2 separate regions of the Mus musculus genome follow, and region 2 is linked to region 1. A link is a contact called in ENCODE POLR2A ChIA-PET data. All regions are on one chromosome and are shown on one strand. The core of a region is the stretch at or near the end of the contact, and the rest is flanking DNA. Distances in the headings are between cores, read along the strand shown.

What was found. ChIA-PET counts read pairs that join two places held with the same protein, here RNA polymerase II (POLR2A).
Region 2: POLR2A ChIA-PET joins it to region 1 with 11 read pairs in embryonic stem cell. The contact joins the promoter of 2510002D24Rik here to the enhancer-like site in region 1. POLR2A ChIA-PET finds 5 or more read pairs at or near these places in 3 of 5 experiments (Patski and embryonic stem cell).

Annotation. Positions count from the first base shown.
Region 1 is chr16:18,684,064-18,689,174 of GRCm38, forward strand. No RefSeq gene overlaps it. Among named protein-coding and RNA genes, the nearest start is that of Gm41429, 10 kb to the right of the region's middle. Within about 2 kb of position 3,525, at least 2 of the 3 ENCODE cell types and tissues checked have a DNase peak (open chromatin) inside an H3K27ac peak, as active enhancers do.
Region 2 is chr16:18,835,291-18,840,429 of GRCm38, forward strand. 2510002D24Rik (RIKEN cDNA 2510002D24 gene) reads left to right here and starts at 1,290. Exons shown (of 3, transcript NM_001033164.2): 1 at 1,290-1,329; 2 at 1,416-1,583; 3 at 3,800-4,823. The coding sequence starts at 1,306. The coding sequence ends at 3,925.

The DNA.
Region 1 (5,111 bases), core at 2,275-4,774:
CCAGGGCATGGTCAGCCGGGTAAGCCTCTTCCTTGTGTTTTAGTTAACACTAAGTTGTCTAGTAAAGGTTTACTAAAATGGCCCTGTGTAACCAGGCAGGTCTGTAATTCCAGCTTTGGGAAGAGTAGCCGGAGGCAGGGAGAACAGATCAAGTTTCCCCACTCCCAGGCTAGCCTGGGCTACAGAGCAAGATCCTGTCTCCAAAAAAAAAAAAAATGCTAATGGGGAAACATGAAATAAAACACCTTTAAGCCAGGCATGGTGGAACACACCTTTAATCCCAGCACTTGGGAAGCAGAGGCAGGTGGATTTCTGTGTTCGAGGCCAGCCTGGTCTACAGAGTGAGTTCCAGGACAGCCAGGGCTACACAGAGAAACCCTGTCTAGAAAAAAACAAACCAAACCAAAAACAAAATGAAATAAAACACCTTTAAAAATAAAGTAATTAAGAGGCAGGTGGATTTCTGAGTTTGAGGCCAGCCTGGTCTATAGAGTGAGTTCCAGGACAGCCAGAGCTACACAGAGAAACCCTGTCTTGAAAAAACAAAAGAAACAAACAAACAAACAAATAAAGTAATTAGAGCTGGAGAGATGGCTTTATGGTTAGGAATTCTTGCAGAGCACCTGAATTCAGTTCCCAGCACCCACATGGCAGTTCATAACATTCTGTAACTCCAGTTGTAGAGAATCTAATGTCTTCTTCTGACCTCTCAGGCACCAAGCACACATGTAGTGCACATGAATATATGCAGACAAAACATAAAATAAAATGTATAAATTAAAAAGAAATTAGGGTTTGAGAGATGGCTCAAAGTTTAAGAGCAATGACTGCTCTTTACAAAGATCCTGAGTTCAATTCCCAGCAACCACCTGGTGGCTCACAACCATCTGTAATGGGATCCAATGCCCTTTTCTGGTGTGTCTGAAGACAGCTACAGTGTACACATATACATAAAATAAAACAAACAAACAAACAAAAAAAAACAAAAACAAAAAATCAAATTAATTCTTTTGATAGGGTAAAAAAATAACAAGTCTAATGGCATTGAAAAATAACCATGAATAAATGGAAAGTGTTTTATTGCAAAGGAAAGTGTCTAATGCAAACTGGGTTAGTGAGCAGGAAGCAGGCGTGGCTGAACACAGGTGTTGGCTGCATCTCACGCTGTTGCACTTGCATCTCATCTTATGCAATTGGCTAATCAACACAAAGGGGAATGGGAGGGACAGGAAATGTGGACATTGTGGGGCTAGATATCATTTTTAGAATCATGCATTTTAATTGTGACCAGGTACACTCCCTGTGTCCATGTGCATCACTGTGATCATGTGCATCCCTGTGCCCATGTGCATCACTGTGTCCATGTGCATCACTGTGTCCATGTGCATCCCTGTGTCCATGTGCATCACTGTGCTCGTGTGCATCCCTGTGCTTATTTAATGTGGTCATGTGCACCTCTTGAGTCTCTCCCTCTCTTGCTCTCTATTGCTCTTTCATCTTCATGTCATATAGATGTGCATATTTAAAATAGCCCCTCCCCCCAATTTTGTAGCACTATTCACAACAGCCAGGGCATTGAATCAGTTTTGGTACCTATCACCAGATAGAAGGGTAAAAAAGTTATGGTGTATATAGTCAATGGATTTTTATTCATCCAAAAAGAATGAAATGACGTCATTTGCAGAAAAATGATTGCAATCGGAGAGCACTGTGTTAAGTGAAATAAGTCAACCTAAGAGAAATGCAGATCATTTTTTCTCTTAGGTGTGGTGCTTACACAGAAACTCTCACGTACTCAAGGGTGCCCCGTAGTCCATCCTTCATAGTGGAGAACCCCATTGTTGTCAACTGGGCAGATGTACAGCTTCTACAGGGTAGAAGGAAGGACCCTGGCAGCATCTTGGACCCTCAGACTGTGCCCACCATGCTCAGAGGCTTCACTGCCTCTCATCACTGAGGCTGCAGCAGAGCTGCCTGTGTGTGGAGGCCTTGCTACCCATGCTCTTCTCAGCAAGCTGCAAACTGCCCTGCCTCCAAAGGAGCTTACAAAGCAGCAGGCTTCTGCATAGTGAGAAGGAGGCATCTGTGTGACCCCCAGGCCAGGGTCCTGTGCTTGAAAGGGCAGCAAGGTGACCTGTCAGAGCACAAGGACAATCAGGGACTGCTTGTTCATCCACACATCCACACTCCCCACCCCCACCCCCAGGCAAAGGAGGTGGTGACTTCTCTCTGCTGGGTGGCCTAGTGATGCCTTGAGCTTCCCAGCTCGGTCTCTCTGAAACTTGCATGTGCTTATTTTACTTATTCGGTGGGAGGGGGCTCACTAGTTTTGGGGACAGGTTCTCATGTTTCTCAGGCTGGCCTCAAATGGACTATGTAGCTGAGGCTGAACTTCTGATTATCCTGCCTCCTCTTCCTAAACACTAGTATAACAAGCACAAGCCTTCAGCCAAGCCTGTTTTTCCTCTCCCCATCTCTCCACCTCTCCCTCCCACCCGGCTCTTTCTCTGACTTGGTCTCCCTATGCGGCTCAAGCTGGCCTGTAATTCAGGATCCTCCAGATCTCACCTCCTGAACCCGCAGGCACATTCTCATTTCAAAGAAACACTGGTGGGGGGGGGGGGGATTCCCCTTTTCAGGTTGGAAAGAGGGGCGTGTTATGGAAAGGGAGGAGAGGGGTACTGAGATAGAGATGTAAAGTGAGTGAGAGAAAATGAAGAGAACCTAGAAATAAACTATATAGCTAAAAAAATTTTAATGTGAATAGGACAGAAAAGAAACATTTATTATAATTTTAGCATAAAATGCCTTTCTTATAAAAAAATTTAAAATTCAAAGACCTAAGGAATAAAAGGCTAGTCGCTAGTCCTCAGACCGATTATTGACTTGGTGAGTGCCTACCCTGTGGCCGCGGCACAGGCTGACAACTCTGTCCCCAGGGGCTGCCGTGACCTCAATACACAAATAAGTCATTGCTTCAGCCTGGGCGGAGCGTGGGACCCGGGAGGCGCCAGGAGAGGGGGAGGGCGGGACCAGGCTGCCACAAACACTCCAGTCTCCAGGGCGGTGCGGTTTGCAGAAGGGCAGGAGGGAGGGCCTGCCCTGCGCTGCGCTGAGCTGAGCTGAGAGGTCAGCAGACGGCTGGGCCCCAGTTCAGTCTGCAGCGCTGGTCAGCCTCTCCTGGAACATGAGAATCCTACTCTTCCCAGAGCTGGCCTGCACTCACCTCTGACAAATCAGAACCCTGCGTTCTGGGCTTGGAGAATGTCTCAATAAAACTGAGAAGAGTGGAAGAACGGGGAAGAACAGAGAGAGGGAAAGAAGGAGGGGTGGGAAGAAGGGTGAAAAACACACAGAGAGAGACCCAGAGAGAAGGAGACACACAGGGAGAAACGGTGTTTATATCTAAGCTCAGGCCCGCCTTCATTCCAGAGTGCTCACTCAGCCCAGATCTTCGGAGCCCAAGGCAGAAGGTGACTCAAATCATGGCAGGGCAATCTGAGTGATTTGGCCAGTTTCCACCGACAGGGGGCCTCAGATCCCAGCTATCAGGCAGATGGGCAGTAAATGTCATGGTTGGATCTCTGTAGGGCACGTGCTGGACAGAAGCTGCTTTTTCTGGTGTGGTTTTAGTTGACGTTGGTCTTAGTCGCCAAGAGAGGAGATATCTCACGGCTCTGACTCCCTAAGGGCAAGGCTCTGCTTCAGCAAAGGTGAGCATGTAGAGAAGGGAGGGAGGAAGCTGGAGAAAAACCTGCGGTGCTTCCACCCAACAGGGTCAATGGAAACACACCACACACAGACAGAGGACTCACTCAGAGAGACACACACAGACACACATAAACATACACGCAGACACACTCACAGACACATACACAGAGACAGACATGTACAGTACAGAGACACATGCAGACAGACATTCACAGAAACACATGAACACTCCTATAAACACTGACAGATACATGTACAAAGACAGACAGACACACACACACACACACACACACACACACACACACACACACACACACACGCGCGCGCGCGCGCGCACGCGCGCGCGCATGATGAGTACCTTGGAGAGATTGCTTACATAGCATCCATAGACCCTAAGTTCTGAAGCTGCCCATATCCCAGGCACAATCAACCAGGTAATTCAGAGACTGACCCAGTGTTCCCTGACTCTCAAAACCAACATTCCTGAAACTTCCCCTTACTGATCCCTTCTCCCTGTGGATTTTTTGTACAGCCTTGGGTACATAGGCATATGAAATAGATCGACAAAATAAAAAATTTTAAAAAGATTTATTTATTTATTATGTATATAAGTACACTGTAGCTGTCTTCAGACACTCCAGAAGAGGGAGTCAGATCCCATTACAGATGGCTGTGAGCCACCATGTGGTTGTGGGATTTGAACTCAGGACCTCTGGAAGAGCAATCAGTGCTCTTAACCGCTGAGCCATCTCTCCAGCCCCTACAAAATCAAATTTTTATGTGATAAACAACCATAACAAACCATAAAGAATTTTGTTTTAAAATGTCTTTGGTGTACCTGTAATTTACCATTTATTTACTTTTTAAAAATCCCCAAATTTGCATGCTAATGAAATAAATGTACTTATTTATTTTTGCTCTAAGAATTAAAAATTGGGAGTTGGAGAGGTGGCTCAGTGGTTAAGAGCACTGTCTGCTGTCAGAGGACTCTGGTTCAATTCTCAGCACCCACATCGCAGCTCACAAATGTATACAACTCCCGTTCCCTGGCACCCTTCATAGATATGCTTGCTTGCCATCCTCCTGTTTCAGACTTCCAATTTCTGTGATTATAAGTAAATGTCATGGCTGGATCTCTATGACGCACCTGCTGGATGGAAACTGCAAATCTGCCTATAAGTGTTATTTGAAAAAAATTAAACATTTTCCAGCATGTGGTTGGTTGGGTTCGGGTCAACCCCGATAAGAGTGTCAAGTGTGTGTCGAGTTGACACTAGAGATGATGGGAGAGATTGGGTGGGACTCGTGTGCTCTGTGCATGGTGGGAGACACTGCTGTGTGGGACTCCTGTGCTCTGTGCATGATGGGAGACACTGCTGTGTGGGACTCGTGTACTCAGT
Region 2 (5,139 bases), core at 40-2,539, 150 kb after region 1:
GTATGGGCCACTAGCCAGAAGTCATAGGAAGGCCCCCTTGCAGCAGCACCCTACTTCATCCTGTCGTTAGAGACTATTTCCGAGACTTGTGGAGGCTGTAGGGATGGATGTCACTCCCTGATGCTTGGAGTGGAGCTGGTCAGGCCTAGCAAGGTCCTCATGGAGGGTGCACTTTCCCTCTATGTTTGTAGTTCCAGAGTGTGTCCATTTGCTCTTAGAAATATCCATAAACTTAATTGGCTCCTAACTCTGGCACATACATCATTACTGGCCAAATGTGGCTCTGGAAGGCATAAATGCTGTGGTAACCTGCCCGACCTGTCCTATGGGGCTGTCTCAGTTTCCCTAGCAGTAAGACAGCTTTCATTTGTAGGATTCTGTTAGCTAACTTGGTCAGGCTGGAAAGAGCTCAGTTAAGCACTTGTTCGTGCAGAGGATCCAGGTTTGCTTCCCAGCACTCACATGGTGGCTCATAGCCTGTAATTATAACTGTAACTCCAGTTCCAGATGATCTAAGTATATGTGTTGCACATACATAGTTATACACACAAGTGCACTAATAAAAATGTGACTGCATGTGTAGATAAGAGTACAGTGCTCAGGAGTCCCTTCTGTCGCCTAGAAGGATCAAACTAGGAGGGATCAAACTCGGGTCCTTGGTTCTGTTCACAAGTTTCTCTACAGCTGAGTCATCTCACCTTATGATCTCCAGTTAGGTTTTTTTTTTTTTTTTTAAATTGTTTTTGTTGTTGGGTTTGTTTCCTTTTTGAGACAGGGTCTCACTAATATATATATATATATATATATATATATATATATATATTCCTTTCTGGTCTAGAACTGACTCACTGAGATGTCCCTGCTCTTGTTTCCTGAATGCTGGGATTAAAGGTGTGCAACCCTGAGCCTGTCACTTCTAGGAGAACTTCTTTCACCCTTAGTCATCCTGCACTGCCTTCCTCCTCTCCATACACCAAATCAAGCTCACCTACACTCTGTGTATGCTCAGGCTACATACCTGCAATTTCAGTCCGCCAGGTGGGTTACTCAAGAGTTCAAGAGTCTGTACTTCAAAAACTGAACCACATACGGATTTGAAAAATAAAAAACTGGGAGAACTGACCAGAACTCCTGTTTTTTCCGAATGCTAATTAATACCTTATGTGACTTTGAAGCCAAGCCATCGGCTAGACACCAGGTAGTGTGGCCTCTGACTATCAGCCACTCAGTGCAGACGTCCTGTTTAGTGCGCGTTTGCTTGGAGCTCATTGGTTCATGTCCCTGTCAGTCACACGGGGCCTGGACATGGCGGTCGCAGGGAGCTGGCAGGTGAGTGTGCTTGGCTCCTGGGCTCCTGGGCTGGGTGGGATCAGGCCCTGGGGGCTGCCCGCGCTCTCCGCTGTCTCTCCCCGCAGCCTCCCCGGCCGTGCGAGGTCTACCGCGCCGAGTGGGAGCTCTGCCGCAGCGTCGGGCACGTCCTACACCACTACTACGTCCACGGCAAGCGGCCGGATTGCAGGCAGTGGCTCCGCGACCTGACTAACTGCCGCGAGTGGGAGGAGAGCCGCAGCGCCGAGGCCCAGGTGCGGGCTGGGTGTGGATGTATGCGCAGATCCTTGGGGCAACTCTCTCGTGTTTCTCTCCTGAGTACCAAACTGCGTTATCAACGAGACTTTAGACAGCCTCAGTTACGGGGTGGGGCGGCGCGGGGAGGGGGGCGCAGAAGGAAGGGAAGTATAGAGAGGCTTGGAGAGAGTAACCTTATAGCGTTAGAGTCATCAGCTTGACAGCAAGCTTGCCTTCACCCAGCCCTTGGGGATAGGACGGAGGAAGAGAAAAGCCAACGTGTCTGGAGCACGAGGGTGGGCTATAGAGGGCATAAGAATGAGTCCAAGAGCACCTAAAAATGTTCCAGTACTTGTGAATTGAGTTATCTTTGGCAGGTCAGTCTGGACCTGAGAGTGTGAAGGGTACTGTAGAGGACAGAGACAAGTATGGAGGCTGTTGCTGGACCTTTTCGAGGGAGATGTGAAGAAACCTCTACTTACTCTAGATAGCCATGTAGACATGGCGAAAGTAAAAAACATGGCGGAAAGCAAAAGACTGGAAACTTAACTGTCTGTAACTATATGTCAGCTATCATAAATTAGTGTAAGAAACAAAGATGTTTCTGAATAGAGAAATGGCCAGGGTCATGGAGAAGCAATTCACCGGGAAACTCAGAACACAGAAGCAATTATTTCTTTATTTTATTTTTATTTTTTTTTATTTATTTTTTTTTGTTGTTGTGATTGAGACAGGGTTTTTCTGTATAGCCCTGGCTGTCCTGGAACTCACTGTAGACCAGGCTGGTTTTGAACTCAGAGTTCCGTCTGCCTCTGCCTCCTGAATTCTGGGATTAAAAGCGTGTGCCACAACCACTAGGCTTCTATATAGTTTTTAAAGTACTTTTATTCTTATTTTATGTGTGTTTTTCCTGCATATTTATCTGTACCATGTGAATCTACTGCCTGAGGGTCCTCTGGAACTGTAGTTTCAGATGGTTGTAAGCTGATGTTTGAGTGCTGGGAACCGAATCCCAGTCCTCTGGAAAGCAGCCTCTAACTGCTGAGGGATCTCTCTAGTCCTTACAAGCCTTTTTAAAAAGTCTTTGTGTGTGCGAGTGCGTGGCATGCGTGTGTATATATGTGCACACATTGCATGTAGAGAGACCCTCTGTTGACATTAGGCATCTTCCTCAGTCACTTCCCACCTTATATACTGAGGCAGGATCTCTCTGAACTTGGACGTCTCCATCTCCTGAGTGCTGGGACTACAGGCATTCACCCACATACTAGGCCCCTATTTGCTTCTTTGTTTTGTTTTGTTTTGTTTTGTTTCGAGACAGGGTTTCTCTATATAGCCCTGGCTGTCCTGGAACTCACTCTGTAGACCAGGCTGGCCTGGAACTCAGAAATCCTCCTGCCTCTGCCTCCCAAGTGCTGGGATTAAAGGCGTGTGCCACCACTGCCCGGCTCCTATTTGCTTATTAAGTAATAATGATCATGTGATCATGTTAGAGATGGGGTCTGGCTGTATAGCCCAGGCTGGTTTGGAACTTCAGATCCTTTTGGCTTTGTCTGCCAACTGTTGGGAATACTACCGCTCCCAGTTTAAGAATGTTTGTAAAGAGGCCTACATAGCACCTGACACTTTGCCAGGATCAGCCCTGTCATAATACACTGTCTAGTGTCTGTTGGCAGTGGCTGAAAGAAGCTGGCAGGATGGGGGGCACCTTTTACACATACCCTGTGCAGAGTCCAACAGTAATTTTAGACGCTCTCCCTCTCTTCCCCACCCAGTGTCCTCACTCCCAGGCTAGGCGGGTAACTAGCTCCACACTCTCCAGGTCTGCTGTTGCTGAGGCTTAGCGGGTTTTGCATGGCTGAAGGCAGAGACTGAACATAGTTGTGCATGCTTATAATTGCGGCACTCGGGAGGTGGAGACAACAATCTCAGAATTGAAGGTCATACATAGTGATCTTGAGACCAGCCTGGGCTACTTGAGACCCTGTCTAAAACATGTCCAAAGAACACAAAATAAAACTGCTGAAGTAAGATGACCGGTGTGTGCTAAAACAGAACAGTTGCCAAGGAGTGTGGTATAGAAGCAGCTGAGCCTGTGTGTACCATGTGCTCCCATGTGTTCCTCTCTTCAGAAGAGTGTTGAGGAAGAGGGTGATATAGGTGCCATGCAGCAGTACTAAGAGCCCTAGGATCCAGTGGTGAAACAGTAAGTGACCAAGTCTCATTTGTACAGCGATCCCTCTGTGAGAGCGAGCAGGTTCGGGTCCAGGCTGCTCAGAAGCACACCTTGGTATGGGCCTTGAGGCAAAGGCCCCCTACGGACTGGAACCTCCCTCTACCACAGGAGAAGGACAAGTGATAAGCAACTGCAACCCTACCCTTGACCTAGACTTTGACTGGCTCTTACTTGACCTGGAACACAGAGCAAAGCATTTCCAGCCCTAATTGCCTGCTGCCCACTGGATCTGGGCATTTCATCACTGTAATACTCTGAAAGACACCTGTGTGCACATGCTGGAAGCCAAGCACTGAGGCAGGTGTCTGTGAGCACTCAGGTGGGTCCATTCTGTCCATGCCATCTCCCCTGAGAACATCAACACCAGATGTGGCAGCCGAGAGTTGTGAAAATCTCAAGTACACAGTGGCAGCCCCAACCTGTGTGGATCCAGGGCACAGTAGTTAGAATAAGGTTGCTAGACTACCTTATTTTGATTATGAATGACCCTCCTTGGCCATGAGAGATGGACTGCAATGTCTTGTCTAGTGATTATCGTGGTATGCAAGTGCGGAGCTCATGCTTGCTCAGCTTCCCTGGAGACACGGAAGAGCATGCTCAGTGGGTAGGCAACTTGTCCTCTGCACCAGCACCTTTTACTGGTTTTGCAGACTTTGAAAGAAAGAGAGAGAGAGAGAGAGAGAGAGAGAGAGAGAGAGAGAGAACTGGGTGGTGGTGGCCCACGCCTTTAATCCCAGCACTCGGGAGACAGAGGCAGGCCAGCCTGGTCTACAGAGTGAGTTCCAGGACAGCCAGGAGCTACACAGAGAAACCCTGTCTCGAGAAAAAAAAAAAAAAAAAAAAACAACAACAAAAAAAAGAAAGACAGACAGACAGACAGCATTGCAGGAACCAAGGAGTCTGGAATCAAGACATCCAAGTCCCAAGGCACAGACAGAGCTCAGGTCCAAGGACTATGGGGTTTAGGTCTCCTGATTTCTCCTCATTGTTAATGTATTTTTTTAAAAAAGCTGCTTCACATGTTTGATTCCAAAAGCAACCTGAAAATTAAAGCCATGTGACACTTTATACCTGTCTCAATTAGGGTTTCTATTGCTGCTTTGAAACACCATGACCAAAAGCAAGCTGGGGAGGAAAGGATTTAATTTATTCAGATTATATTTCCACATTGTATTCCAAAATCAAGATAGAGACTCAAACAAGGCAGAAACCAGAGGCAGGAGGTAATACAGAGGCTCTGGAGGGGTGCTGTTTCCTGGCTTGCTCCTCAAGGATTGCTCAGCCTGCTTTCTTACAGAACTCAGGACCACCAGTCCAGTGATAGCACCACCCACCAA